2 separate regions of the Homo sapiens genome follow, and region 2 is linked to region 1. Evidence: read pairs that join two places in POLR2A ChIA-PET (ENCODE). Cell type or tissue: A673. All regions are shown on one strand. Each heading gives the region's core, and the rest is flanking DNA. Links, peaks and the distances in the headings are about the cores only.

Evidence for each region. ChIA-PET counts read pairs that join two places held together with the same protein. Peaks named below come from ENCODE experiments on the same cell type or tissue, not always from the same donor. Only the 100,000 strongest peaks of a DNase experiment are listed, where the experiment ranks them.
Region 2: POLR2A ChIA-PET joins it to region 1 with 10 read pairs; 2 of 35 experiments call an interaction of 5 or more read pairs at or near these places.

What each region holds. Positions count from the first base shown.
Region 1 is chr2:144,137,803-144,154,489 of GRCh38, forward strand. It overlaps QTMAN (queuosine-tRNA mannosyltransferase), which reads right to left. Exons shown (of 12, transcript NM_001376312.2): 5 at 7,770-7,937; 6 at 4,080-4,253. Among named protein-coding and RNA genes, the nearest start is that of QTMAN, 190 kb to the right of the region's middle. In A673, for the core only: no CTCF peak of the experiment used is centred there; no DNase peak of the experiment used is centred there.
Region 2 is chr2:144,313,676-144,330,362 of GRCh38, forward strand. The region is part of intron 1 of QTMAN (queuosine-tRNA mannosyltransferase); the gene reads right to left. Among named protein-coding and RNA genes, the nearest start is that of QTMAN, 10 kb to the right of the region's middle. RefSeq lists a silencer at 10,378-10,427. In A673, for the core only: no CTCF peak of the experiment used is centred there; DNase peaks (open chromatin) are centred at 4,916 and 7,056; H3K27ac peaks cover 3,023 bases.

The DNA.
Region 1 (16,687 bases), core at 5,077-10,076:
TATGACAATACACATGAAACTTTTTTGTGACTTAATAGAATGCAGGGTGGATGCCACTGACCTTTTAATGGTCAAATTCAAGGACGCTTTTTAGTCATCACTTTACTTAACCTCGCTGCTGTGAATTCACTAATGATTATCTCCTTAGAACTCTCTCCCCTTTGTTCCACAGGATAATTATCTCAGTGTTGACCTCCTGACTCTTACTTTGTCTTCTCACTTCAATCTTGGGCTCTTCCTCCACCAACCCCTTAAGTGTCAAGAATGCCAAAGTGGCTCCAATGTTAAAAGGTCAGGATGATGATGAGGAACCCAGCAAAGGAGCCTGAGAAGCAGCAGTCTGTGTGAAAATCAGGGGACTATGTGCCCTAGACAACTGAAGAATGTGTCATGGTGTGTCAAATGCTGCTGCTATGGTAAATAAGATGTGGACTACGAACTGACCACAGGATTTAGAGGCAGTGGTGACCCTGACTAAAACTATTTCAGTGGAATAGTTTTAACTCAGAACAGGAGGAAGGAACTTAGAAGGAACAAGTATAAACAACTCTTTTAAGGTTTTGCTACTAAGAGAAGGAGAGAAATGAGGTAGTAGAAGGGGGAAGTGGAATAAGGAGAAAAAAAAATTTTAAGATGTAAGAAATAATTTTTTTATGTTAATAGAAATAATTCAGATAAAAGGAAAATAGGAATAATTCAGAAGAAAGGAAAATTGATGATGTAGAATAGACCAGAAAAAATTGTTAGGACAATAGTCCTTGAGTATGTGGGATGGATGAGTTCTGGAAAAGAAGTGTAGATGGGGCCTTACACAGAAGCAAGGTTGTTCATCCCCAGTAACAGGTGAGAAGATGGAGAATATGCACCCAGAAGAAGCACATAATTGGGTGGACCTGGTAGTATCAATAAATTAAAGTTGTCTTCTGATTGCTCCTATTTCCTCACTCATCAGCTGAGAATGAAGATAGAAGATTTGGTATTGGAGTGTTCTAAAAAAAGGAGAAGGCATAATTATCTAGAAGAAGGGAAATGCTTGCCAGGTAGTCAAAGGGCCCATCTGAATCTTATGAATCACACATTTAGAACATGCTAATAAGTATGACATGCTTTTCTCCAGTTATGTTTAGTCCATGATTATAGGAAGACAGTATATGAACAAATAGATTTAAACAGACGAGGGGTTTTGCCAATCAAATATGAAACAAAAGGTGTAAATGATTTGAGAGGATATGCAAGAGAGTAAACATAATGACGGAATAAGAAAGTTAAGCTGGACAAAGAAAGAGAAAATAGGACAAGAGTGAAATTAAGTTGGCTCAATCAATGGATGGTAGGGTCTGGTAAGGCCAAAGGATTGTTTGACTCAAGGTGATAAAGTAAATAAATAAAACCAATCTCCTTATTTATATTAGATTCAGCTTTTAGGAGAGTAGTTCTCTATTTTCATGTGTCGATTATAGGACTGTGAGAGGCAGAGGGAAGATAGTCCTCTATATTCAGATGCCAATAAATATGCTAGGTTATAAATTAATGGGAGCGGGGCGGGTAACAAGATAAAATAACCTTTTGTTGTGGGTCTACTGTATGCTAAGCACTATCCTAGGTACATGGTATACATTATTTCATTTAATCACTGCATCATCCCTATGAGATGGTTTAATCACAACCATTAACAAACTTAAGTGCAAGGTCATTCCACAAGTACAGATCACAGAACTAGTAAGTGGTGGTCAAAACTCAAATACATGTATACATGACTACGGCGTCTAAGAGCTTTCCCATCCCAAAATATTCAATACATATAATGAAATGTTTTCAAGAGAATACACTCTCATGCTACTATTTATCTGGTCATTGCGAGTGAGGCAGGAGATAAGTGAGGAAGGCAAGAGGTAGCAGTAGGTGCTGTGAGTCTAATATTAGCGAAACTGCTGAGGTGACAGACATGCTCTGAGTTTTAACAGATAGAAACTCTAAAAATCTTCATTTATTTTGTTGGAAATATGGCTTTTCTCCCCTCCCTAATTAATATCCATTATATTATATAGCGCAATGACTAATAATTTAACTGTATCTTCTGCTTTGTTTTCAGTTAAATTCATTTTTCCCATGACCAAATAATATTTGGATTGGGAGAAAGATACAAGCATTCAAAAATATTTTTTAATCACCTTGGTTATTTTGCCTTTGGAATTACTAAATACTTTTCAACATCTCAACAAAATAATACAGTTTTGAAACTGCAGGCGTTAGAATGATTGTCATTCATGCAAATAATCACTTACTTACACTATATGAGTTTGGGTTGCATAAAGCAAATTACCATTTGAAAATAATTCAAATAACATTCTAGGCTAAGACCTTGCTTATGAATGTTATCTTGGCCACAATATTTCTTAACCTTTTTCTATTTAGCTAGATTCCTTTATGGTAATATCATCCAAATTAATAAACTACTCAACTGCCACAGGTATATTAAACATATGATGTTGCAGAAATACATCGGATGTAAATGAATTTTAAAACATTTATTTAGAATTCTATAGCAGTAATAATTAAGAGGAGCTATAACCATCTACTCACTTAGAGATATACATTTTGCCTATATGTGATATTAAAAAAACTTAAAACGTCAAAATATAAGGTTCATATTTTGAAAAATTCAGATATATAACTGTTCTAGTTAATCACAGGCAAAGTATAACTATCACATTTTTCAAAAGTTGTAGTTCTCTCATCACACATAAGAAAACTATGTCTACAAATACATAGATAATATACGTAATTACATATATATTCTGAAAATTGCTTTGTGATCGTGGCTCCACTTAGCTTTATAGTTTTCAAAACAGCAAATAAATCATTAACTGTTTTTGACAAATGACCTGTAATGACAGGATGCTTGAATGGTAAGTAGAAATTGAAATCAGAAGTCATAAGGCCTAAATATTAATCCAGTCTGTGACAACGACAAGGTGAATACAAGCCAGTCTCTACTTCTCTGGGCCTCTGTTTTCTGCACTTTATATAAAGATTGGGCAAGATGGTCTAACTTAAATTTTATGATTCACTAACTTGATTTTGTATGGGGCAGATTTTTCTTCGATGAAATATTAACAAATAAGACACTCAAATAAATCAGCAATGGGGTGCAGATGAGGACTACCGTTTCTACAGCAAAATATGGGTGAACTCAGTAAGTGTAGAACACAGAAGTTAATGCTGACCTCTTGCATAGCATGTATGGATATTAAATCATTTCCTGCCTTCATTTCAGGGATGAGGAAGAAACAGCTGTTCCTGAACTCTTTTAAGAAAGCAGTCAGTAAAAAACAGCAGCGTCTCCTGCTAGTGTGAGTCCCACTGAAGTACACTTTCTGTTCACAAGGGAGAAATATTCCTAGTGGTAGTAAAAACAGTTTTGCTAGGTTTAATCAAAAGTGAAAAGGAATTCCAGAATGTTCCCTTTGAGCCACATCATCCATTGCTAATTCAAGGTGGGCCCAGCAGCAAGGGTAATAAAAAAAATGTCCTTAGTAACTAAGAAAGAGAAATGGCAATTAGGTACATTTGTAAACCAATATAGAAGACTTAACTCTTTATTAAGATAATATAAATAATTAAAAATAAAGAAAAAATAAAAGAAAATAGCATGAGAAATGAACTAATCCAAGCAGTGAGACTTAACATTGACTTATCTAGACCAGTTCTTATTGTATATATAAATCAATGGGCATAAGCTGAATGCAAAGGTTGAGAAATATGCTTGACAATGACTTCTGTAACAAAAAAAAAAAAAAGAAAGAAAGAAAGAAACAAAACACCGGGCTGCTTTGGCAAACAAATAAATAAAAGAAAAGAAAAGAAAAGAAGGACTCAATATCTGAACTAACTAGTGATGGGTTAGACACATGATGATTTAAAATCTTTGTAAATCACAGCATGGTGAGATAGAACTTAATTCTCTAACTAACCATACTTATGCTAAAAAGTTAAAACTGGCATGAAGAACATCAATTTTTATACATTTGAGGAATAATTTATGACACAATATTGAGAACAGAGTCAAACATACTGACCTGCTCACATCAGGAAACCTGATGGGAAAGTAAATAACTTGGCACTTGGGTCTGATGATGCTTTCCAGATCCTTGGGTCTGTGATCAGGAATCAGCTTCATAAATTTTCCCATGGAAGTGAGAAATGATTCCATATTAAAAACTGAGTTGAATACAACCACATCAGCCACCAGGCTGTAAAGGTAAAAGACAAATGCAAATGATGAGCCCAGACTCATTCAGAGTAATTTTTATCAACCTAAGACCTCTATGGATTAATCAGAGTTTATACTACACCTTAGGTTTGCAAAGAACTCTTCACTTCATATCAGTATCTACCAAAATGTCTCTAAGAGCTAAGTTGGTTTCATTAGTGTTATATCACAGGGAGTTGATTGGTGGCATCAGATTTGAAAGGCAACAGGGAAATAGAATGATTTAATGGGATCGCATGAGACTCCAAACCAAAGCATATTTTTCCACAATGCCAGGAACTTTCTATATTATCAACAACACTACGTACAGCAATTCCTTTTTCTTCGTGGCCCAGCTACCCATGTTGAATTTCTGTCAGTGATGTGCATCATTTTACACCATACTACCGAGAACAGAGCATCTGTCACACTTCTCACTAACTTCAAGAAGACTAATTCAGATAAAACTACTTTCATACTAAGGCACGATACCTTCGGCACTATTTGGTTAAAGTCTACTTCTTGCTGTAGCTTTTACTTCAAGAAACTGTGTTAAGTTTTTAAAAGTTCTGGGACTACACAGAAAGGATTATGGTATCCCAAAATAACTTGTTTCACTATCATATTATATTATATTGGGCTAGCCAGAGAAATAGAAGAAACTGGTAGAAATGCATCCGGAAATCCAGATCACTAGGTCCTAACTGATTACATAAAGGTACATATAAATTATAAAGCGCCGCAACACCATGATCTTCGAATTCAATGAAATAAATGTGGTAATACCAGTCCGCAACAACAATGGTTCAAACTTAAGATTTTTTAAATTTCACAATGGTGAAAATGTAATATATATTCAATTGAAACCATACTTCGAATACTGAATTTTGATCTTTTCCTGGGCTAATGGTATGTGCACAATATTCTCTCACGATGCTAGGCAGCAGCAGTGAGGCACAAATCTCAGTCAGCCACATGATCACAAGGGTAAACAACCAATACTCTACAGTGGCCTGTGCTGCCAGATGATTTTGCCCAACTGTAGGCTAATGTAAGTATTCTGAATATGTTGAAGGTAGGTTAGGCTAAGCTATGATGTCTGATAGGTTAGTTGTATTAAATGCATTTCAACTTATCATATTCTCAACTCACAATAATGGGTTTACCAGGCTGTAATCCTATCGTAAGTTGAGGAACATCTGTATACAAGATTAAAGGGATAAAGCAATTGGTTTTATTCCACCCTAAAAATGATAGATCAATACTACTGGAAAGAAGACATGTTATGTCCACAGGACTGCAGAACACCACAGAATAAGTAGAGCTTATAGAATAGGAATGCCGTAGCCAAACGTCAGTTTAGTTTAAGTCATATTTGCTGAGACAGCCAAATTTACTATTACAATGTTAATATCTAGCAGAATAAAAAATGAACAAAAAGAGTGTTGGCCTGCTACTTCCGTGCATCCCTTGAAAAAAACTGATTTTCTATACAAGTATTGTTTATTAGTTGCTACCTAGTGCAAATTTGGGGGGTGTGGGTGATTACAACACGAACAATACAAAGGAATGTCACAGAAGTGCTGACACAACACTAAGCAATAAGGAAGCTAATATAATAATATACCAAAAGTTGAAGGATGTTTTACAGCTAGTCTTGTTTTCACCATATGTCACATATTGTAATAGTGACCTACAGGTCATAATATATAGTTGTGACATGTGTTCATAAGTCAGAGGGTTAGTGAAATCACTGTTTAAGGTGAGTGCTTATGTCAGTCATCTTTAAAGTCCTTAACTGCCACACAGTCCAGAAAGAAATCTGACAGTGCCAAAAAAAGCAGAAGTCAGCAAGAAAACTAAAGAAACATTTGAGGAAGCAGGAGTCATACTTTTCAAAGAGAATCTGAACAGGACTGCCTTTTGACACTCTTATTTTTCCTCTGGACAACTGTGAACCATTTTTTCCCCATTAAGAAGCCAACTGATGATGAAGTACACTTCTCTCTCTCCAAGCTTGTCTATAAGTTTACCCTCTTGAGAAAAGCAATGCTGAAAAATCATGTACAAAACTTTTATAGTCTCATTCCCTATCAGCAAAAACAATGTTTTATGAAAGTGAGGAGGAATCGAGAGCTGAATTGTTTTTAGATAGCTTCCCTCAAACGGCATGTGACCCAATGACTTACATTCTTAAAAATCCAGTCTATGCTAAATTAAAGATCCAAGATAGTTTACAGAAATATCCTTTTTGGTACATTTCCTCCCTGATATGAGTGGATGTAACTTCCATTAACTTTAAAGCCACCCATAAAGGAAAAAATAGACTTAGTTTTTTTCCCAATGATTTCTCAGGGGTAATAAACACACTATCTGAGGAAAAGAATGATGCTAATTCAAGAAATCAAAAGAATATTACAAATGTTTTCCATATTGATAAAGCACAAAATGATTTTATTTTCATTTTTAAAACATATTTTCCTTCTCTGTTTCAATATAAAGTATTTTAATTTTATTATGAAATTTTAAAACGGCTGCTTTTTTTATGAGACATTTGACGTGAAGCAGTTGCACTCTATTTTGATAGCACTGCTACTTCACAATTGAAGCAGCTTGTAAAAATGATTGTAGGAAAACATTCACAAAATGCACACAACACAGAATTATTACTATATAGCCATTTTTCTATGTCAACTAAACTATGAAACATTCTTGCAAGAATTGCGGGTCTGTTCAAATACATCATCAAACCCAGTTGCTAATAGCTGTTAATAAAGATAAATAAAATGTACAAAATCACTGACAAACAGATTCCGTTTGACTGTTGCAGTTATGTGAATAGGATCCAATAGCAAAGCCATTTCAGAATTGTTATTAACTTCTTTCATTAACTAAGCTTCAGGAGATACACTTTGTCGAAGTAACAATAGAGGACCATCACCTTTAAAATGTCATGGTATTTTAAGGCTGTGCCATTTCAGAAGACTCAACGAAGGAAAAAAGAAAACACTACCTAAGGATTCATTGTCCATAGTCTTCTCTGTCTTACAATTTAAAAAAAAAAAAAAAAAAAAGGCGGGGGAGACAAAACCCCAAGTTGCTCCATTATGCTTTAATTTTTACTTCTCTGTAAAACTCTATTTTGATTTTAGCTGAATACAGTGATCGTGATTAATAAGTAAGAGTTGACTAACTGCACTTTCTAAATGCCTTAAGCAATAGATCATGAAATCAAGGGGTGAAGGTCCCTGCCAACCTTTTAATTCTATTTTGAATGTTGTGAAAAATAGATAATTAGCTCAACATATAATTAGATTGTTACATATATGTATTTTTATAAAATGATTAGTTGTGATCTTACATATACTGCAGAAGGAAGAATTGTTTAAATATTTGCACCTACCTTATGGTGTTTTAAAAAAAGGTGTACAATAGTAGGTCTCCAGATTTAAAACGTAACCACCTACAAAGAAAAAGGTAGCAAAGGGCCAAATATAATGATACAATCCATACCTACCATGAAAGAATTTGGTTGTATCCATATTGGAAATCCCTCTCCTGACATTTCTTGACAGGATATATCAACTGGTTCTCGTGAAAATACAGAATCTTTTTCAGTTTCCCAAGGTCAGGCCGAAGGGCAGCCAGTTCGGTCAGGTTAAGCACTGAACTTGCAAAGAGGGTCCTAGGAAACAAGAAAATTGGGGTTTACTGTCCCAAGTATGTTTGAAGGGATCATGCTTTGCTCTTCTCTCCTCTTTCCTCTTCCCACCCCAAGAAAAACACATCCCCTATAGGGACACATCAATAGTTGAGGCTTAATACCATGTAGCAGCATTCTAAGTTTTGATCTCTTAAAAAGCAGCTGCTTAGAACTATAAAGTCCCCGAATCTCACTGGTCTTCTCAGTGCAGTTACTGAGAAATGTTAAAAAAAAAAAAAAAAAAAAAAAAAAAAAAAAAAAGCCGGATGGATTTTATTGAAAAAGGCAAGAAAAGCTCTATCTGAAGGACAAATGGAACAAAGATAAGACTGACTGCGGAATACTTTGCTTGCCAGTTTCATTACACTTTCCTTCTTTATGCAACCAACTACTGAAATTCAATGTATGAGCAGGAATGGCACATGTTCATGTTATGACATAAACTCTTTTGATTTATGCAATAGACTTATCTAGTATGGTCTTTTTCTCTTGGCATGTTTTCTTACCCTCCCCTCACTTGTAAAGTATCTTACAATACTTGTATTTTTAAAAACATCTTTTCTTCTCCATTACTGGACTGCTAATGGTACCAGATGCATCATCTGTAAAATCCCTTAAAAAGCACAAATATAAAAATTTTATGAAAGGCTGATTCCTCATTTTTAAGGGAAAAAGGGAAACTGAAAGCTTGCCTATCCATGTTTATAAATGAAAAAAGTGTCAATTTACTCTCTCATTCCACATACATTTACTAAATGCCTACTATGTGCCAGGGTCTAACCAGGAAGAACAGAAAAGATGAACAAGACAGCTCAGCAGGATAAATGCTGCCTGTAATAGAGACATACACAAAACATTAGAGAAACAAACAGAAAGCAATACTAATTGTCTGGGACAACCTGGAAATGTTTCCCTAATAAGGTGCCTATTACATACGGACACAAAAGAGGGACAAAGTACAGGACTTGAGCAGCTGAGGACATTTAGATGACACAATTTTGATAGAATGCCACCTTTATAACATAATGTAACATCATTTTACCTTTATGGCTTTAATTCCCTTTCTAAAAAATCAGGTTCAAGAAGGTTAAGAGTTTTTCTAGGATCACACTGGTAGAAAGTTGCAAAGCAGAGAGACTGCTGGTCTTCTAAGGGCTCAAACTGCTTTTCATTACACCACAGATATGAATTGGTTGCAGACCACTTACATTGCAAGTGCTTTTTTCTGTACTTAATAAATACAAAATATCATCCTTGTTATTACCATGATTACAACTACTATAAATCCTCCCTTGCTGACAAGCCAAATGGCTAACTTCAGGTGTTTATATGATCTGCCGCACTAGCCTTTCACATAAGAAGGATTACATAATAAGTGCATATATCACAAGTAGGAATTCAAGTGTCTTCTTCACGGGCTAAAAGAGGCACACAAGACCAAAAGCCAGCAATCCCTCTTCAAACCTACATTGCTATATTAATGTTATAATTTATCTCTTTAAGGTTAAAAAAAAAAAATCTTACCAAGGAGATGCACTTATTTTTTAAACCTGTCTGTCTATACCCAAATAAAAAAAAAATTATGACCAAACAATGCCCCATTTTGTCCAAACATATTCCCCACACCACTACCACATATAAGCCTCTCTAAAACTTACACTGAAAATTCTGAAACATGAAGATATTTGTTTACCTAAAAATCTGATCTTTAGCAGAGGAAACAACAAAATATTAATTTCAAACAATATTTTCCTTAAAAGGGAATACATGGCAACTTCTAGGTCTAGTTATTGCGTAATCCTCCTCTCCTTCTATTCTTTCTTACTATGCCCATCCCTGACCATACATACTATTGCAAGCAATGACGCCCATTCTTAATCATTATCACCTGGGCAAGCATAATGTTTTTCACACACAAGGCAGAAAAATGCATTAAAAGTAGCCTTCATATGAGTTATTAATTACAAAAAATATACCTTTTATGATGGGGAAATCTGGTAGAAACCAATGTAATCAAGTGATCAAACTTACTGTGACCAATAATGGGACAAAGTGATATTATGTATTTCCAAATGTGATACACTGAGAAAGATACAAATCATCAGTATAGTATTCCTGCCAAAAATGCCTAAGCTGAATTTGGTAAGGAATAACCAGACAAATATTCTGCAAAATAATTTGCTGGATCTCCAAAAATGTCATGTCATAAAAGAAAAAAATCTAGACTAAAGGAAATAAAGACACTCAAAACAAAATCCAGTATATGATCCTTTAGTGGACACTGGAAGGGAAAAGAACACCTATTAAGGACATTATTAGGACAATAGGAAAAATTTGAATATGGGCTAATTATAAGACTGCAAGTTTTTATCAATCTTTAATTTCTTAAATACAATAATTTTATTGCAGTTATGTAGGAGAATATTCCTATTGTTAGGAGATTCATGTCAAATTATTTAGATGTGAAATGCCATGATGTCTGCAATAAATTATTAAATAGTTCAGCCAAATGCTACTACTAATAATAAATATTAATATGTATATATTTACAGAGAGAGAAAAATAAAAAATGTGCAAACACATTAACAGTTGATTAATCTATGTGAACAGGTGTGTAGTAATTCATAGCTTCAGGGGATGGGGAGAGTCTATCAAACAGATTTCATGGAGCAAGGCATTGTCGTACTGCAAATTTTGGGTAAGTTATACATTTATAAAACTATACATTTGAAGTAACAGGCATTAAATGGCAGTAAGTAGAAGAAAAAATTCTATATTCCATAAACAATAAACCCATCATATCTGTATTTCTAGCCATATTCCAACTGTTAATTTCTACATGAGGATTATCCTCAGGGTGGACTATCTATAGCTAATGTTTAACCGAAAGGAGCCCTTCACTCTATTTCTACCACATGTCCCCCTACCCACCAGCTTATCCGTAACCAAAGAATTCAACCCTAAAGTTCAGCCTTCCAAAGAAAACCTCCCAAATAAAAGAAGGCAATATATTCATATGAGAAACAACAATAATTTTCATAATATTCCCCATTTGAGACTGCCCACGCCAACACTTCTTTCAGTTTGTTTAATCATTAAAAGAAAATTCACTGTATTTGTATAATTAATCTTGAAATAGCCCTCACTAGTTTTAAATAGTGGAAATTATCTCCATCATCTCTTTGCTTTTCTTGCTCGTAAAACGGTAAAGTGGTCAATAAGCAATTTCTCAAATATTTAGCTCAACAACACCCAAAAAGAAGTAATGAATATGCCCACAAAAGGAATGCAGGTGATCCATAGGCAATTTTTACTCTGCTCCCTACTATCAATTTTTAAAAATTGATAATAATACAATGAATGACATCACTTGATCAGCAGCTAATCCCTGGGCTACAAATGCTCATCCTGCCTCAGGTATTATTTAACCAATAAATCCTAACAAGGTGCATTTTATCATCCCACAGTGTGTCTCTAGCAGGAAAGGACACAAGGTGATAGCAAAAACCACTAGGAACAAGATAATTCCTGACAGCTGCTGCTTGAGCACAAGTTAAATTGAACAGTTTATCTCAGCATGAAGATGTTATAAGGTTTTATGTTTAATATTTTTAAATTAACATAAAACCCAGAGAAAGCAGTTGAGCAATCTTTCACAAACATGACATACTACAATCACTGTATAAGCTGGATTAGTACTTATTACCATGCTACTACAGAATTAAGCTGTTTTTAGACCACCAAAGAGCTTTAAATTGCAACTTTTGTCTCTGTAAGAGAAACCTATATTTAAAATGTCTGCTAAATTCAAATTAACAGCTACATCATTAGCTTACCATTTCACCAAAAGTACAAGTAAGCTGCTACTATAATCATCTAACCAAAACGGCTCTATGCTGCAAGCACATTAACACCATTCCATGTATTTGGGAAAAGGACCTGTACACGTTTCGATTGTTTCCAATACACATTGTATCTACATTTCAAGTCATATATGTTTAAAGAATCCGAAACAGTTAAACACAATGAAATTCGAGATTAAAGATTTTATTATTTTCTGCTCAATTTAAATAAATCAGTTGTTTGCCTTTTACCCTATTTACTTAATATGTAAAAAGAAAAGCTGAAATATACCTAAGGGCAGTAGTAGTGTGACCATTACCATTAAGATGCACACTTTTATATCTTAAATGGTACAGAAGGGAAGTGAAATGAGTAACAGAAGGCAGGCATTCAATATTCCAGCCACTGCCCATACATTTTAGTAATGATTCTTCATGGGCTAGGTCACCTCACTCTTGCCCCATGAAATCTTTTCAGTAGGCCCCTCTCCTCTCCTGAAGCTATTTATGACATAATGAGATAGTGTATACAATTTAACACAGACACCAGTTTGGGCTGTGTTACCACTCATACACAATTTCTTGCATGGCTTCAGGAGGCCTTTGACAAAAGAGTAAATTCTTCTAGCTGTGTCACTTTGCTCAATACCTAAACTCCTGGTCTAGATTCATGTTGCTAAGACTCATTACCTAAGCCTTGGTTCTTTTCTTCCCTCTCATGCATTCCTGTTCCTTGATATCTACTCTCTAGGATCCTGTATTTTCTGTGATGCAGTATTTTCTATGATGATGAAAATGTTCTATATCTGTACTGTCCACATATGACTAGCTACATATGGCTATCGAGCACTTGAAATGTAGCTAGTACTCCTGAGGAACTAACTTTTAAATTTAATTTGATTAAATTTAAATTTAAATCGACTAGCCATATGTGGTTAGTGGCTACTGTATTGGAAAGCACAGTTCTGGATGAACCAGCTTTCCCTAACCTGACACCCATGTTTCCTGAATACAATTACCTGCTTAACTGATTTTCCTGAACAGACCCTTGACCCGCTTGTGATAACCTAATTTCCATGTTCCTCCTGCCTAGATGAATTTCACCTACCCAGCTCTCCAGTTCTGGAATGGCATTATTTTTTCTTTTCCTTCTGAGAATTAGAAAATACACATTCACTATGGAAAATGTTTTAAGCACAAAAAATACAAATAAAGTGAATATCACCCATAACTATTCCAAAGAGAGATAGCTACTATTTGCATTTTGGTGCTCTAAGCATGTGCTGAGCACCTATTATTTGCAAGGCACTATGCTAAATTACAGACATAAAATGGAAAACAAAGTAGCTGAGGCAAGAAGAAGAATGACAGGTTGAGGAACTGAACGAAGACCAAGGAGGTTGGAGCCAATGGGAGAGTGGCCAAAAATAAGGGTGAAGATTCAAAGGTAAGACATGAAAATAATCTTGGTTTTGTGGTAAGAACAATAGGAAGAGCTGGAAGGATTTTAAGCAGGGAAGTGACAAAATCTTATATGTACATTAGGTATATTTTATTTTATTCTTTCCACTTTGTAACAGAAATACATTATTGCATACTTTCATTTCTTGCTTTTAACACCATGTTGTTTTGCCATGTTAAAAATTATTTCTAAAAGGTATGATTTTTTATTACGCTTCATGATATGGTAAGTCATAATATCTCCAACTAGGGCATGATTTTTATACTCATGTCCATAAAGTTTTGAAATCTTCTCTGTATTAATCTCTTATATTTCTTTTGTTTATGTAATTCATGCATATTTAAATTACTTTTTAATACCAGAAAACTTTACTCTGACTACCATATGGAAAGCAGACTGCAAGGAGTCATGAGTGGAAGAAGACAGCAAGAAGAAAAAAAATGACACTGTCTTGGGCTAAGATGCTAATATTGTGAGAGTGTTACCAAGTGGCCTGACTGGGTGTACTGATAACTGTCAGGGTTTGCTGATAAAACTGGATATGAGAAGCGAAAGAGAGGACAGCTATTGCTTTCTTCCCTTTATCACTTCCAAAGCACCTTGACAGAGTTTTAATTACAACAGAAACTCAATGATACATACACACATAAATGAAAATTACTCCCAAGCATTTCAAAAGTCTTTGGTTTCAACATATTTTTTAATTCATAAAACTTGTGTAGAGAGATAACTGAGTTCTAATATTCATTAATCATCAATATACAAAATTCATTTTAACACAATTTGCTTTAGTTGTCAGCTACTTAATCTTAATTGGACCATTTCTACTGCATGTTTAAATGCTATGGATATTCAAAAACTTACAAGAACACTGCCTAACAAAATGTTTCCCTTTGCTGAAACAATTAAAAATACAAGATGGAAGTCTTATCTGAAGGAAAAGGAAACACAGTCATTTAATCTCCCAGGTTCTTGTGGTGGTAATTTACAGGCTGTTTATAAATAGAGTAGCCAGTTTCCCAAAAGCTGTCTCATCATGTGGCATCAATCGGACAGTTTTACTTTCTTCCATCATGTAATTTTCCTTTCCTGTGCTTATCACGATGGCCAGGAGAGCACTGTATACAAAAAAGCACTATATACAGAACACCTGTCAAGAAGGTAGGGAATCAAAGACTGTAGGCACAACCTGCCACTGAGCAGTATCTCCAACATAAGGCTGTTTTCTTAACATCTATCCTTGCTGCCATCATCAGCACTCTGAACTGTCTTACGGATGTTTAAGGAAACAAATTCCATAATGCCTATTGAGCTTCTTTAGCTAAAGGTGTCACTTAAATTCAGGTGTCTCTTAAATTATTCCTGCAAACGCTGAGTCTTTTAACTCTTGGTATCTGGCACAGTGCTTAATCCATAAAAGACACTTTGTAATTATGTTTCTAACAAGAAAGGAAGATACAAGAAGAGAGGGTGAGCCTACTATTTTAAAAAATCTATAAATACATTGAAATTTTTATTGCATACATTTAAACATTTTTTCATGTATGTGTTTATTTCTTTTGGGACTGGAGTTCATTATTAAGAGTATTCTTACAAGGTCCAAGGTAATATGAACCAGAACATTTGTAGATATATCTGTTTTTAGACATTCTATCAATAAGTCAACAAATCAGAACACTGTAAAATCTTTTGACTTGGCAATTTAAGAAGTATAAGATATCACCCCGTTCTAAAAGAACTGACAATATAATTGGTGAAATAAGCCGTAAATACAGGAAACATTAAATAACAATAAAAAAGATAAGTAACTGCTCTCTCCTGCACAAGAAATGTCACAAAGCAGTGTGAGATTGATTACGAATGAAGGCAGAGGCACTAAGTGCTATGGCCACTCAGTGGAAGAAAAGAGAACTAAGAGCAGTGAAAAACCAGGAAGTCTCAGAATTATCAGGGGTGGCAGAAGAGGCCCAGGTCCTGAGTTCTCGGGACTAAAAGGATCAGTGCTATTTGAATTAGTCAGAGAGGGCTAGCAGTTAGCGTTTGGAAAAAAATGAATAATCAGATAAAACTGAAACGGTGGCCCTCCTCAGACCCAGAAGTATCCAGATGCAGGATAAGAAGTTTGTACTTTATCTTTCAGCAATTTGGTGACTCACTGCATGTTCATTATTATACTAACAATCTTTTATTTTTTCTTATTCTTAATTAACTCAGTTTTTAATGCTTATTGGCCAAGAAAAAGATGGTTGTAAAGTGAGAAGATAAAGAAATAAATAAAGTACCACTATAAATCACTATTATTCTCAAAATAAGGAAGATTACTCTAAATATAACCAAATACAGAAGATATAAAACCAGTTCCTTTAGGCTGGGCACGGTGGCTCATGCCTGTAATCCCAGCACTCTGGGAGGCTGAGGCGGGCGGATCACGAGGTCAGGAGATCGAGACCATCTTGGCTAACACTAAAAATACGAAAAAATTTGCCAGGCATGGTGGCAGGTGCCTGTAGTCCCAGTTACTTGGGAGGCTGAGGCAGGAGAATGGCGTGAACCCAGGAGGCACAGCTTGCAGTGAGCCGAGATCGCACCACTGCACTCCAGCCTGGGCGACAGAGAGAGACTCCGTCTCAAAGAAAACAAAAACAAAAACAAAAACAAAACAGTTCATTTAAATCCATGGCTTTCCATGATCACTTTTTGATAATGGAATCCTTTAATCACCATAATATTGTAATGTTGATGGTAATATTTTAAAGGAAGATAGAAAACCACGTATCGTGCAAGGTTCTCTACACACATCACTACCACCACCCCTAAGAGATACGACTTATTATCCTCATTTTACTGGTTAAGAAATTAAAGCACAAGAGGTTTGGTTAAATGCTGAGACAACAGCAGTTACTAAGAGGTAAAGATGAGTTTCAAATTCAAGTTGATCTGGGCCTAAAGCCTCTACTTTTTCACTTACTCCACACTGATTTTGAATCATCTTAAGATTAGTATGTGACTCAGTGTTTTTGTGTTAATTGTACTTATTAGAATCTGTGTTGGAAATATAAAAGAATATAAGTGGTACAAAGAAGAACTATACAAAAGTGAATAGTTTTATTTCAACCCTTTATCCATCACATATTTACTGAGTGGCCAGACTGCTCTGGCTATACAAATTGTGGAGAGGTAATGACCATCAGTAAAGGCTTTCCTAAGGAGATGCACTCTAGGAAGCATCCTAAATAACATGCAGGAGCGAGCCTCCTGGAATAACAAGGAGGAGGTCAGGGCACTGGAATAGAGAGAGTGGCTAACATTAAGGGTGATGAAAGAAATGTCCGGCTTGGTTATTAAAAGTAAGAGGCTAAAGGTTTCTAGCTTACATAATCAGATAGTGATGGTGTAATACTCCTTAACACAAGAGGAAAAAAATCCTG
Region 2 (16,687 bases), core at 4,732-9,731, 180 kb after region 1:
AAAATGAAAATGAAAAATTCTGTGCAACCAACCAGGTCAATAACTGCATATCTACTTATCAATAATTTCATATATACTTAATCAATCTTATTATCATTAGAGTTTTTTTTTTTTAAATAGATATATCTTTAAAATATACTAGATTTCAGCTATTACATGAAGAATACTCCTACAGGCTCTCTGGCTTTGTAAAAATCATTTAGTACAAACCAATATTCTTGGTACAAAATACAGACATCTACAAACTTGAACTAACAATGCATGGTAGAAATGGGTATAACCATTTAGGAAAAGTTATACATATAAAGTTATATATATAATTATAAAATTAAAACATAGCAATCCTATCAAAGAATAATTTCACTCAGGTATTTAACACAGAGAAAATGGAATACATGTTCATAAAATGACTTATACAAAAATTCTGTTTATAGTGATATGATTTGCAAGAGCCAATAAATAGAAAAACAGTCAAATGCTCATTAACTGAAGAATGGTAAACAAATTACATAAAATAAAACACTGCTCAGCAACAAAACAGAATGAACCACTAATACATGCAACAACATGGATTAATCTCAAAAACATTATGTTGAGGAAAAGAAGTCAGATACAAAAGGGTATATACTCTATCATCTCATATATATGAAGCTCAAGAACAGGCTAACCTAATCTATGGAAATAGAAATCAGAACACTAGCTGTCTGTGGGGAGATGAGGAAAGGGAAGGCCTGATAGAAACAGTGCATTAAGGGGGCCAGACGCAGTGGCTGAAGCCTGTAATCCTAGCACTTTGGGAGGCCAAGGCTGGCGGATCATGAGGTCAGGAGATCGAGACCATCCTGGCTAACACAGTGAAACTCCGTCTCTACTAAAAAATACAAAAAATTAGCCGGGCATGGTGGTGGGCACCTGTAATCCCAGCTACTCAGGAGGCTGAGGCAGGAGAATGGCGTGAACCCGGGAGGCAAAGCTTGCAGTGAGTGGAGATAGTGCCACCGCACTCCAGCCTGGGTGACAGAGTAAGACTCCGTCTCAAATAAATAAATAAATAGAAACAGTGCGTAACGGAACTTTTAGGGATGATAAACTGTTCTATTTTTTGAAAGTGGGATAGTTAACATGGGTGTACACACATGTCAAAATTCACTTAAAAATTGGTTCACTTTATTGGACATAAATTATACTCCATAAAGTTAATTTTAATTTTTATGTATTTATTTATTTTGAGACAGGGTCTTGCTCTGTCGCCTAGGCTGGAGTGCAGTGGAGTGATCTCGGCTCACTGCAACCTCCACCTCCAGGGTTCAAGCGATCCTTGTGCCTCAGCTTCCCAAGTAGCTGGAATTACAGGCACGCACCACCATCCCCGGCTAATTTTGGTATTTTTAATAGAGATGGAGTTTCACCATTTTGGCCAGGCTGGTCTCAAACTCCGACCTCAGGTAATCCACCCGCTTCAGCCTCCCAAAGGGCTGAGATTACAGGCATGAGCCATCGCATCCGGCCCATAAAGTTAATTTTTAAAGTCACATCTGATACCTTACTTCTCGAGGATGGCAAGGATAGCCAGTTAAAGTGTAATCTCTTGCCCAAAAGCTGAAAATAATATGGATAATAATCATAACAAACTTATAGCCTAAGTCAGATTCTAAATCAGAAATCCAAGTCACCCAGTATCATAAGATACAAGGATAAGTCCAGCCTATAGAAATATCCATAAATGTTCCCAGAACAAATGGGAACAATCAGCATGTCTTTTCTTGGGAAGCCATTACCTGAACTAGCTGGTCACCTTTGACCACCATAAGATAGAAATACAACTTCATATTAAAGGTCACTTGTTCCTTCTTATCCAGTATTTTCTCTGTCTCCTGGCAGTCTTTGAGCAGCTCACTCACATATTTCAGTAACATCTATTTCTAAATCACTTTTCTGCTCTCTCTTTCCAAGTCGTCTCCCTCTTTGAGAAAAACTTTCTAGGACTATTGTACTCTTGAATAGCCCTCCTACTTCTCACCTCTGTCCAACTGTCTTATTTGTTTGCCTATGATCTGTTTGCCTTTTTACTTTTCTGTATTTTCAAACAATTAGAAAAGTATTTTTCACTCTAACATTTTGAGTTCATGATTTCATTCATTTTTACCTGTCCTGTCTTCATTACCACATCCCACACCAAGGTGCCACAGTACTCACATTTAAGCTCTGCCATGACACTATCACCTTGGCTGTGCTTTACTTCACTCCCCCTGGGGGACAAATAGCAAAGCCAAATATCCCACATCATTTTGCTCTATATCTCAAAAAACATAACCAGATCATCTGACTCCAACACCCTACTGCACAGTTGCCTTTTGTATTTAAAAATGCTAGCCTAGGCAACATGGCGAGACCTAATCTCTACAGAAACTAAAAAAATTAGCTGGGTATTATCACATGCCTGTGGTCCCAGCTTCTCATGAGGCTGGGACGAGAGGACTGCTTGAGCTCAGAGGTTGAGGCTGCAGTAAGCCATGTTCACATCACTGCACTCCAGCCTGGGCAGAGTGAAACCCTATCTCAAAAAAAAAAAACGCTGCTGCTAAGGCCTTGTTCCTAACCAAATGGGTCCTTTCCAAGAAGATGATATTTTGTTACAGAGCTGCATATATCTGCTTGTAAAGCCTGTAAACATTTACAGTTCTTATTTTAATGAGCTTCATGATACCATTATCCAGTTATCATCCCTGCATCCCAAAATGTTTGGTAGTCAGCTTTGTATCAGATGACTGCTTGAACCAGTCCTCTTTCAAGTACTTTTCTACAGATTCTATTTGGAGGTGATCCAATTCAGCTTATGATATATAGCAGTTTCTTTGGTAGCTCATGATCACCTGCCCTCCGTATATGAGTTTTGTACCATGGCATCACTTACACCTGAAAGTGCAGCTATACAATACTTTACTAATAATAAAGGCAACCCATTAGATGGTTGAGTTCTAGTGTCCAGATACAATATTCGCAAATATGTCACTGCTTCTCAAGAAGGCTCCAATGTCATTCTACAACACTAACATGAAGTCATTCGTGTTAAAAGCTGTTAATCTTAAAATCTCCCTACATGTATGCTGGCCTTTCAGATTTCTTTTCTATTCACTAATAACTTATCAGACAATCACCAGAAAGAAAAGGTCTCTGCACAAAATGAGCCACTAGCTGTATGATTCTCTATTTCAATTCTTACTCTAAGACTTTGTATACACCATTTAACTTGTTTCCTCATAAGGAAATTGGGATAGTTGCACCTGTTTCAAGATTTTGGAAAGACAGAATTTATGCAAAATGTCTTACTCAATGTCTGGCATACTGGAGACTTACTAAACAGTTCATAATGATAACAAGCCACTGTATTCCATTGATATACTTACTCTAGCACCCTTTTCAATCCAAAAATAGAGTGTTCATCTATGATCTTACTATCTATCACAACACATTTAGATCTCATTCTCCCTTTTATACTCCACTCATTTCCCAATGTCTGGAATAGCCTCACTTTCTCCATTCAAAAAATTACCTCTGACTCTCTTTAAAGAAAAGCATTTTAACCAGGGATTTTGAGGTTGGAGGGAAAGGTGGTTAGAAAGGGACCCATTTAAATAGTCACTGCTATACTAAAATGAATAAATTGGTATGCAACAAGATCTTCAAGGGGAAGGAAGGAAGGAAGGATGGAAGGAAGGAAGGAAGGAAGGAAGGAAGGAAGGAAGGAAGGAAGGAAGGGACAATAAAATGAATACAGCAATGTATACCTACTACACCCTTACCTTACATTAATTTTTCTCCAAAATGTTTTCTGGAGTCCACGAATGCCAGGATCACTGCCTTCCTCATATCCTATAAATATCACGACTAAATGGGTCCTTTGTAAAAAACACTGGAGAAAAAGATAAAACTGATGAATTCTCAAGGCTTTCCAAATCCCAATGTTTTGTCATTTCAGAAAGCAATTTATGAGAACTCATCAGACAAGGGAGTGGAGGAGAATAAAGCTAAATACTCTTCTGACCTGATACAAAACTAGTTTTAAACATCTGGATTTTTCTTCTTGATTATATTCAATAAATCAATTAATGGCTCAAGAACCATCTAAAAGATGCTTTTTTTTTGCAACTGTGTTCTCTAATTCAATTAAATGGCACTATGCACTCTAAAATGAACAACTTTTTTATACTCACTCTTATGAGATGGCTCTCAATTTTAATATAGACAGGTAAACTTAAAATAACTTCAAACTATCAATCTATATTTATGTATTCATTGGCATTATTATATTTTGAAAATGGTTTGCCTTAAAAGGAAAAACATAAACTGCAATCTACAGTGTTCTATTCATCGTCCCTTTCCCCTTATTGAAGGCCTCCAGAAAGGCCACAATGGACTTCTTAAATAGAATGGGATATCAATGTTAAAAACCACGTATTTCTTATTAAATTTACCTTATCTATAAGGTAAAAAGGTGCCTGCTGCTCTATTTAAATAAACACACACACACACACACACACACACACACACACACACAAATTGTGGTCCTTCCTAAAGTGACTTGTATTTGAAAATGGCAAAGCTTTCCAAATATTAATCACAGTAATTCCAAATTCAGTTCTCAAGGTAGTTCAATTATGGCACAATAAATGAATGATGGCATTTAATTCAAAATCTCTGAGTTTTAGAATCCAGAACATCCCTTTCATTCCAGATTCAAAAGAGTTTAAGGTATTCAAATGCTACAACACACCTGTCTTTCAGTTACAGGCATTGCTTCAATGAAAAAACAGCTTAAAAACCATGAAATGAAATCAATTCCACATAAAGCTATTGTAAGATTCTGATCTCTAATCTGACTTGTAAATTAGATGTGTGCAACTTCCACTATCCAGCAACCTGCAGATCTTTTTCCTAGCAGGATGGCGATGTTAGTTGCACTGCACTCTGACCAAAAACATGCAGTGGTGGCAGTGGCACACTGAAAAATTGAATAGTATATCCTTTGAATAAAGATTTCAAGGTAAGTCATGAAGGAAACTTTACTGTTTGTTGATGAACTGTATATGCTATATAAAAAGTAATCTATGGTTTATATCTAGGCTGTAGAGTTTTTGTTGAATGCTAAGATTTAAAAATGTTGAAGATTCACTGAGGGAAAAAAATGGGATTCAACATTGAGAGAATCCATGCACCTCATTTCCCAGCACTGCTTTCAAATACTCTATTACTGGTATAAATAGTATACCAAAAGTAAGGACTCTCAACCAAATAAAACATCAATTTGGTTCAGAGAATACTTTGATGTTCCAATTTCTTCTGATTCAATACTTCTAAAAAACAAAAATACATAGGTTTATTTTCAGTTCATACCTGCTTGCCAAATCATTTTAAGTGAATTTAATTTAGTTGATAGGTCTAAAAATATTAATTTATGAATTCAACTGTTCTATGGACACTAACACCATACAGTGTGACTCTTTACTATTGAAGAGTCCACTGAAAAGGATGTTTTCCTAGAAAATTCTGAGTATAATAGCTTTTTGCAAATAGAAACATTTTAAATACTCTAGATGAAGGCAAAATTTCAAGAATCCTCCAGGCAAACACTTCCACATGAAAATCATAGTCCTGAAATTAACCCTTTTAGTCAACAGATGTTTTTCTTTACTGTATTTCCCTTACAGTGAGATAACCCAATACTAAAAGGTGATAACTATATGAGTTTCATAGATATAAGATCTTTAAAGCTTGATTACCAAAGGAATTACATTATGGAATGATAATATAATACACATTCCCCAAGTAAAGCTCAAATTTACTTCAACCACACCAACCAATACCACCAAAATTTTTTTTCATTTATATATATATATATTTTTAGTCCTGAAGTCCTTGGAATCATAGTAGGGCTTGGTGCCATACTGGTGTCACACTCTGCCAGTCATCCAAAGAATATGCCACACTTCTTTTTCAACTCCTTTGTCTACCAGTGCATCACTGGACCCAGCAGGCGGCTCACCCAGACAATTTCAGTAACGGATTTTGGCTCTCTGTGCATAATAGATGGCAATCCTTAGGAAGTATCCAGTTTGTCTCATAGCTGAGAGATTTGAACCTGCTGCAGATGTCACATATAAATTCTTGGATGGATTTTTATCATCAGTGTCACCTATAAAATAAGACAGTGTCACCAACAGCATCGTCCTATAAAACATCTATTTCAGCACTGCTAAGCTTTCAGCATCATGACTGATAGTAATTTATTTGCCTGAAAAGGGTCAACAAACTATTGCCTGGGCACTAAAATCCGGCATGCAACCTGTTCTTGTATATCTATGATCTAAGAATGGGTTTATATTTGTAAATGGTTGAAAAACCAGATTTTTTAAGAAGACTAATATTTTGTGACATGTGAAGATTATATGAAGCTAAATTTCCACTTCCATAAATAAGGCTTTATTGGAACATGGCTATATTCTTTCATTTAGGTATGCTTCTACAGCTACTTTCAGGCTATAGTGGCCAACTTGAGTAGGTGCAACAGAGTCCATAGGGTCCATAAAGACTAAAATAGTTACTGCCTGGTCCTTCCAAGGAGAAGTTTGCAAACCCCTGGCCTAAATTATTTTTTTGGTGAGTAGGTAACATGATACCTAGTGTATGTCACATGAAGAACCTAAGTGGAAAGACTATAATGTTTCCCTGTCTTACTTCTATCCATTCAACTAACAAGTATTTGTTTGGCCAGACCTGTTACTACAATGCAGACAGCTCTAGTCACTTTGGTCTCCCTTTTGGCTCAGTTTTGCCTCAATCCAAGGGGTTAATATTGACTTTGGGCAGGAAGAGGACAAGGAGCTCACCTTCAGGTCAAATTCCAGTTCTCCAACTTTGGCCTGCTCCATGTCCCCAAACTCTCCTGGTTCTGAATTTCTGCTTTATATCAACCATTCTCTGTAATGGACTTCCTGTACTAGACATCAGTCTAGTCTGGCAGTATTTCCTGCCAAAGACATGTGGGCAAGGGGCTGAGTCACGGCATTCTTTGAACTATGCCAGCTGATCATCAGTTCTATGCCTGCTCTAACAGCCATCCTGCATGGTGGATTTGTTTTGGGCACCTTGTGAACAGTCTGCATATTCCAACACTCCTCTTGGCTTCCACTGTTCCTCCTGGTTATGATTGCCCCTGAAGTTCATCACTTTCATTTTACATTGAAACTTCTGGCCAAAGACTTGTTCAACATTCCCAACTGGCCTGTCTTTTTGTTATTTGAGTTCAGTTCATATAACAAGAGACCAAGAAAATTTTATCTATATAGATGGATTTCCCAACTTAGAAACACCCAACTTAAAACATCTCTTATGTTTTAGCATCTGCTCCAAAAGAGAATATATCACCCCCCACAACCAAGTAGTATCCAGAATATCCGTTTTTTCCCTCCAACACTGCTAGTTGGCCCAAAGTTTCTATACTTGCTTCATCTGAAAGCGTTACCTATCACCCACCACCCACGTGGGATGCCCAAGATATCTGTGTCTCTTGAGCATTGCTTCAAAACGCCTCTCTTGCTGTCACTAAAGCTTTAACAACCCTGTTTCTGTTGTGAGGGAAAAAGAAGAGTTTCCTGCCACTGCTGGACTGCAATGGAGGAATGTGTTTGGCTAGATTTCTAGAAGTCAAAAGTATAATTCCACACAAAAAGATGTTAATTAGTCCATAATGAGGCTGAAACACTCATACTATTAATGGCACTACAGAACCCATCTGTAATTCATATTACATTGTTGCAGATAGTTAATTCACAAACGCAGTCATAAATTGTAGATTGACGGTACTAGAAAATAGCTTTAAAAATGTCAGGACGGATTAGCGTATGGACTTCAAAGAAAATTGGTTTATTATTTGTTTATTTGATTAAGAGACAGAGTCTCACTCTGTCACCCAGGCTGAATACAGCAGCACAATCATAGCTCACTGCAGCCTCAAATTCCTGGGCTCAAGAAATCCTCCCACTTCAACCTCCCAAGTAGCTGGGACTACAGGTGTACACTACCACACCGGGCTAATTTTTTTTTTAAATTTTTTGTAGAGATGGGGTCTGGCTATGTTGACCAGGCTGGACTCGAATTCCTGGGCTTAAGCAATCCTCCTGCCTCTTCTGTAAAGTGAGAGTCACTACAACCCTGAAGTAATCTGCCATGGTGAACAGCTCCAAAACCACAGGTATACCTCACAACCAATAGAGTGGTATCAAGTGTGAACAGGCTGACAAGAATGACCATTAACTGTATCTCAATTTGGTATGGCAACCACATAGGTAGCATCCATTTTAAAAACAAAAACCTTCTTACCCTCTGAATATTTGGAAAATGTCACAGTAGTCCACTGATACATTCTTATAACCAGAAAAAGAAACTAGAGGCATGTTAAGTCCATATTCCAAAGGAATACCCAAATGATTAAAACTTCAGAACTTTGTTCATTTGATGAATCTGGCCTTCTTTCCTTAAAGAAAGAGTTTTCAATCTCTTTAGTCAGGACCACTTTGTGTTCTTAAAAATTAGTGAATACTCCCAAGAGCTTTTGTTTATGTGGCTTGTAATGATCAACATTCACCGTATTAGAAATTAAATGAGAAAAAGTTTAAGTATTTATCAATTTATTTTAAAAACTTAGTAAGATAACATATGTAATAAGACAATACATTTTAGGAAAACAAAATGTTTTCAAAACAGAAAAAAGCTTTCAAAAACAAAAAAGCTTTGTGTGAAAATTATGTTGTTATAAAAGCTTTGCAAATTTCTTTCATGCCTAGCTTAATAGAAAACAGCTGGATTCTCATATTGGTGTCTACATTCAATCTGTTGTGCTATGTTGTTTTGATTGAGCAACATGAAAAAAAAAATGGCCTCACACAAATATGTAGTGAAACGGAAGCACATGTATTAATAGCCCATTCAGATAATTGTAGATGTTCTTTTTTGATACTACACCAAAACTTGACAAGTAGGAGTTTCTTAAGGGTTAGTCGAAATATGGAATCTCATATATATGAACTCTTTGTATTCTGTTACTTGCTTTTTGAAAAGATCTTTCACCCATAATTTTGTAACACTGGTCCCTTTGAAAATATTGGCTCACTGAGTTATACAGATATTACAAATCTTGACACAATTCATCATATAATAGCAAAAACTCACATTCATAAAAATCACCACCCATCATCTCATCAGGAAAATCTTTTAAGTACTGGGAAGCTGACAATAGCACAGCAGGTAACACAAGCTTTCTAAAATTTTAATTTTCACTTGAAAGTTTGAATTTTATCATTGGCAACAAACTGTCAGTTGTTTTCCTTGAAGTGACAGGCTCACTTTGTTCATTTTCAAGAAAATGACTGCCAAATTTCTAAGTCTAAATAGTCACAGTTTGGTATTCATTCTTTCAAGTAAAAATGATGCTTCATGCAAAATTTGGCTAGTTTCACTAGCAACTCAAAAAGAAAAATCACATATGGATTTTTCCTCTAGACAGGCAATGTACTCTGGATATGCAGCAGAAATGCTTTTTGCACATTTCGTATCTCATCACAGCAAATATTAAAACAAAGTATGCTTAAGGGTCAAAATTTAATCAATTAGCAATTGTTATCACTTCTTCAAGGACATTCTTAAGTGAAAGTGGCTTTTTCTTTTTTTCTGTGAATGCACAGCTGTGAAGAATACCATGATTACTAGGTACAGTTGGGTCTTACTGCCATTTAATTTCTAGAATGCTTAGTTTCATCGATCATTGCTTTTACAACAGCAGGGCAAATGTCAAAGCAGTAGAAAAGGCAAAAAGTTAGCGTTACTATGATAATGGTTTTTACCTCATGGACACTCCTGAAAGGGTCTCAGTGATCCCTAGGGATTTGTACGCCACAATTTGTGAACTGTTATCTTAAGGAAACACTAAAAGCTATGAATAAGTCACCATCCCCAAATCCACAGTGAATATCCCCCATATAATAAATATACTAAATATGTGTATGAATTCTTGAACTCAAAAATTGGTCTAATTTGTTTATATAACAACAGCAATTAATATTTAGTGAGCACTTACATGTATTATCTCATTTAATCCTCACCCTAAACCTATTAGTTAGCTGTATACTTATGCTACAGATAAGGAAACCTGTGATGAAGAAAGGTGAAGTTACTTGTCCAAGGTCACAACAGCAACTATCAGTATTTATTGGGTTCAGGCATAACCAAGCATTTTGCATACCTTCCTCTTAAGTCTTCACAACCACCTTTTTATTGTCCTTATTACCCTTTATTGTTCTTTACATCTCTATTCTTTAAATCTTCATTAGTAGTTTTACAGACTAAAACTTTGAATCAAATAGGTAAAGTATCCTGCCCAAGGTTACCGAAGTGGAAAGTGATGAATCATCCAATACAAGTCTGTCTGACTACAGAATACAATACATACTCTGCCTTGCTATACCACGCAGGAGTGTATTATTTGTATATAAATAAACTGATAACTACAAGAGTCTTATACAGTTTTAAAGTCAATTGAGTAAGACCTCTATTTGGAAAGATTTTTACTAATTTGATTACCTCTGTCTTTAAATAGTACAAAACCTACTTCCTTTTAAAATGATATGCTCTAGATAGTTCATTAATTCACACCATTTGAATACGACAACAGATTAATACAACTAAGTTACTAAAAAAAAGATAACACTAAAAAAGACTAATCCCCCCCATCAGATAGGAGAAAACTGAAACTCGGAGCAGTTACTAACTCCCCGCAAAGGCTTGCTGCTCATAAATGGCCCAGAGTCAAAATCAATCTGGACTGACTGTGAAACCCAAAATCTGCAGTCACATTACCTGCATATATTTAAGAAGGCCTCAGGCAATGACCTAGGAATTGCTCACAAGGTCCGGACACAGAGCTTGCTGATATCATACCCACCTACCCAAGGTAATCAAGATATGAATCACCTTGTATCTTAAAGACCAAGAGGTGAAAAGGAAGCTGGTGCACACTGAAAATAAAGAGCCATGTTTTCAGGTGCTTTGAGTAAAGAAAAAAGTAAATTCACTTATAAGGTGTCAGTACACATCTCTGTGGCTGAGACATGCTTGCTTCCATTTAAAAAAAAAAAAAAAGCCTAGAAGACAAACGTCATCACACCTAACAGGCTCTCCACAGATTATACAATAGCTTTCAGATGCCAGGAGCCCAGGAATGCTGCAAACCTTAGTAATTTGCAGCAGATAATCATTCTCCTAAAACTCTAATCAATCCATAAAATTTTCATTTCAAGTTAGGATCTATAAAGGCTAGGCATCATGCCCCAACCCTTTGTTTCTATTTTAAGGGCCTACACTACAAGATAGCTGCTTAATATTTAAACCCAAAGGAGGACAGAGAAGGAATCACGGTTCATCTACCTCAATCCCATATCTTTTATAACCTGCTGTAACTCAACTTTTAGGAATTATAAACATCTTGAGATTGGACAGAGGAGTGTGGCTTTAATTTCAAACAACTTGTATTCTTAAGGAGTCACACACACTTTTGACAGGAAGGTGACAAAATGGAAGGCTGTGGTGTACCACCTAAAACAGCAGGCAGTGCAGGGGAGAGATGAGCAATTATACTCGTCACAGAATACCACACTCTGGATTCCTGTGTAGCAAAGAAAAAACAAAACTATAGAGCAACTTTGCCTCCCCCATCAATGATTCCTAACATGACCTAAAAGAATCACAATCTCGTAAGCAGCTAACAGATATATAGAAAAAGAAAAAAGGAAAAAAAAAAAATCAAGATTGAGGTCATGTACCTTGACATGCATCATTTACACCAAAGATTCCCCCACTTATCTGAATTAATTTCATGTACCTCATTTCATTCAGATAATTGAAGTTTTCCTTTTAGAGTTGTAAAGTGTTTACCTCAACATAATTAGTAAACTGTCCACTTAAAAATACCACTGCAAAAATTACCACCCCCTCGCCTCTACACATATACACACACTCCACTACCATTAAAAGTATAAGATTTTGGCCTTCATGAGAAACTTAATTCAAAAGTCCTCTTTAAAAAATTAGCACAAGAAATTTTACAAAAACAGTTGCAGTCATTGCATTTTTAATACGGAGTGTTTGCATTACTTGTTACAGACATGGTAATTTGGGTGTTCAATACATGACTACTGTTCTGAAACCAAATTAAAGGTTTAGACTACTAAAGAGTTTGATGACTTGCCTCAAAACAATAACTGGGATTGTATAGAGAACAAAATCAGAGGTCTGTCTTCTTTATGAGCAGGCATTTAAAGGCCTTTTAATGAGAATTTACTCTTTAGTATACAATTACTAATGAACAAAAATAGGGCCATTAAACTCACTTCTTCATAATAAAACTAATTGTAAGAAATATATACATATTAATCAAATTCATGAAAAACTGAAATCTCCAATGCCTTACAAGGCAACATAGTGAAAATTATATAACTTTTCTTCTTAATTAAATGTCCTGTCAGGTGACTGATGCCATTTTTTACATGGATATGCCTACAATTTAAAATACACAGACTCAGCCAGGAACGGTGGCTCACGCCTGTAATCCCAGCACTTTGGGAGGGTGAGGCGGGCGGATCATGAGGTCAGTAGATTGAGACCATCCTGGCTAACACGGTGAAACCCCGTCTCTACTAAAACTACAAAAAATAAGCCGGGCATGGTGGTGGGTGCCTGTAGTCCCAGCTACTCGGGAGGCTGAGGCAGGAGAATGGCGTGAACCCGGGAGGTGGAGCTTGCAGTGAGCCGAGATTGCGCCACTGCACTCCAGCCTGGGCAACAGAGTGAGACTCCATCTCAAAAAAAAAAAAAAAAAAAAACACAGACTCTCCAGTACTAACGATGGCAATGAAACGTCTAAGCTTCTTGAATTAATTTTAAACTTCTATATGAACACTGGCTTCCCACACTGATAACAGAACTTATTGTTGGGAGAAATTTATATCTAATCTATATGTATCACCTGCTATATGTACTGAGTGCTAAGGACACCTCCAGGGAACTGGACAGATTCAGTTCCAACCCTGGGGTACACATGATCTAGATGTAAAGACAGATAATGACCTTGCTTGAGGAATGTGTAATAGATACCTGTGATGTTATTTTATATATACCACACAGAGAGAGAGCAAGATGAGAGAGAGAGGAAGATTCCATGCATGGTTCCTGGCTCATAACTACCACAGCCCTTGATCCAGTCTTTTGCTACGACGTGGGTGTGTTAGGCCTCAGGGAAAGCCTCTGACCTTCTCCTGCCCCAAGACAGACACGCCCTGCCCCCAACCCACAGAGGATCCCATTCTATACCCTGGAGGAAGGAATGCTGTCATAAAGTTTTCACAAAAACCCAAAAGAACTGAGTTCAGAGAGCTTCCAGGTAACTGAACACATGGAGGTTCCTGGAGAGAGATGCACTCAGAGATCACATGGAAGGTCTGCACCCCTTCCCCCATACCCCACCCCACACGTCTCTTCATCTGTTTGCCTTTGCAATATCCATTATAATAAACAAGTAAATGTGTTTCCCTGAGTTCTGTCACTCCAGCAAATTAATAGAACCTAAACACGGGGTGGTGAGAACCCCAATACCTGAACAAATGAAAGCTCAAAACTAAGAGAAGAAAAAGGCAGAAAATTAAACACTTGAAAAATAACGAGCTACCATTGAACTGCATAAAAATCACCGATTTATGGGAGACATCCTTAAGTGTCTCCACTAAGAAAGCAAAGAATCCAACAGCTGGCTAGTCAGGAAAGGCGTTCTAACTCATGACTGGATGAATCCAGGGTGTCCTAGAGTCCCTCATGCAAATGAAAAGCTGACCCTCAAAAAAGTTCAAATTATAGCAGCCATGGAGCCTAGATCTCAGTATCTAAAGGGTCAATCTGGTGATGTGAGTCCAGAAAACAGTATCACAGGATCTTGGCTCTGCAAGACCCCAACCACCTACCTATGGATAAGAATAGGTCCCAGCCCCCTAAAGGTAGGGGAGATAGCAAGGAGAGGGAGATCAAGCTGTTAGGATGCCTAAACATGCTTAAGACAAGGTTCCAGTTCCACAAAGGACCTGGAATACAAAAATAAACCACCCAAGAAACATAAATTCTATGGACTATTTATAAGTTACTAAGAAAAGACTGTGGAATTGCTTCTCTGGTTATTTATTTATTTATTTATTTTGGAGATGGAGTCCCACTCTGTCACCCAGGCCGGCGTGCAGTGGTGCCATCTCGGCTCACTGCAACCTCCACCGCCCAGGTTCAAGCCATTCTCCTGCCTCAGCCTCCGAGTAGCTGGGAATGCAGGCACGTGCCACCATGCCCGGTTAATTTTTGTATTTTTAGTAGAGATGGGGTTTCACCATGTTGGCCATGTTGGTCTCGAACTCCTTACCTCAGGTGATCCACCAGTCTTGGCCTCCCAAAGTGCTGAGATTACAAGCATGAGCCACCACATCTGGCTCTGGTTATTTTTTAAACACTCAAAAAAAATTATCGTCTGTTTAAATGACTTGTGTGATCCTACACAGCATAGGGGAAAAGCACTAGATATTCTTACTAATTGTCTGATTCTATATCCTAACTCCATCTATAACTATTTTGAAATATTCTAGATGCCTCACACACACTTAGTTAAGGTGTTTGTCATTATTTCAAAACTCCTTATGAGAAAAGTGCTTTAAAAATGAAAATCTTGCAGGCAAACTGAGTACATCCAAAGGATATAGTGAGACAGCATACCTTTGTGAGCAATGGATGCTCAGGGCACCAGAATAATTCCAGATCCTTCCCGTTGTAGGTGACAGAGGTCTTAAAATATCTTCGGTCTGAATAGAAGAAACTGATCTGGCAGTGAGTAGGCCAGGCAGACTAGGACTGACATCAGAACCAGCAATTACAGATGTGAGCTGATTTGCTTCCTATAAATTAAACACCATCCTACTCTACCGTACAACTGCTTTCAGTAATATTAGTAGAAAGAAAAAAAAAGAAAGTAGTTCAAAGACGTCCCTATGAAAGCTATTACCTCTATGACTCTACATGTTCAACTAGGAATCAGCCTATGGAATTGGCTCTGCATCTGCTCAGCCCAAATTTTACTCCGGAGATTCAAAGAATGGAGTGTTGGTTTGTACTTCCAAGAGAAATACTTGAAAATTTTCCTCAGTTTTTTTTTAAAAAATAACCAGGCAGGGCACAGAGGCTCACGTTTATAATCCCAACACTTTGGGAAGCCAAGGCGGGCGATCGAGACCAGCTTGGCCAACATGGTGAAACCCCATCAGTACTAAAAACACAAAAAATATTACCTAGGCATGGTGGCGCATTCCTGTAATCCCAGCTACTCAGGAGGCTGAGGCAGGAAACCACTTGAACCAGAGAGGCGGAGGCTGCAGTGAGCTGCTATCACACCATTGCAATCCAGCCCGGGTGACAGAGTGTGACTCTGCCTCAAAAAAAAATAAAAATAAAAAACATGCTATTATTCTGATATTAAAAAAAAAAGAAGAGGTAAGAATATAAGTAAAAGAATACACAGTGTTCTTCATGTAATACCAACAAGAAGCATAACATATCAAATACAACCTAAAACTATTTAAAATATCATTTGGGACAATTTGCCAAGGTAGTCCAAACTCTGAAGTAAAGTTACGTTCCTTATAAAGGTCTATATGCTGAAAAACATATCCTTATAAAATAAAACCAAAATTGTAAAACGTGGCCTATGGTAACAGTCAGAGGGTCACTCAATTCAGGTTGTCACACTTTGCTCTCATGGAAACATTGTATTATTTTAGCTCACCTAAGGTGTTCTATTACTAAAATAATGTTCTTTCCCAATATCAGAGTGACTAACATAAGTTACAGAACAAAATTAGCAGTGTGAAGTTTCTTCTCCCAATTTTTCTAAAGTATCTGACACCTGCTACCTCTTTCAATATTGGAATTCAACCTAACAGCGTACCTGGTTCAACACAAAAAAGGAACTGAGTTAGTTCAAGTTTACTATATCATGATTCAGGACTTCCAGGCACTCTGCTACCTTCAAAAATTAGATTAAGCCCAACAAGATCATAAGCATTTAAAGAGTACCCACTACACATGATAACAGGTATACACAGATGAGTAGGACATAGCCGAACTTTCACGAAGCGCCTACCAGGAAAGTGCGCACAGGCCAACAAGTATTTACTAAATGTCTACACTAAACACTGTACTCTGGGATGTAAAAAATTCATCGCACCACAGCAAGAACTTCAGGACTCATGCACTTGAGGTCCACTTTGAAATGCGAGATTGGGCGTGCTGGAATTAGATTATTACATGTGATAGGATTTCCCTTCCTAAGTGATAGTCATGCATCACATGACATTTCAGTCAACAAAACATCGAATATACAACTGTGGTCCCATAAGATTATAATACCGTATTTTTACTGTACCCTTTCTAAGTTTAGGTGTGTTTAGGCACAGTATTCAGTACGGTAACATGCTGAACAGGGATGTAGCCCAGGACTAATAAGCTATATACCATATAGCCTAGGTGTGAAGTAGGCTATACCATGTAGGTTTGT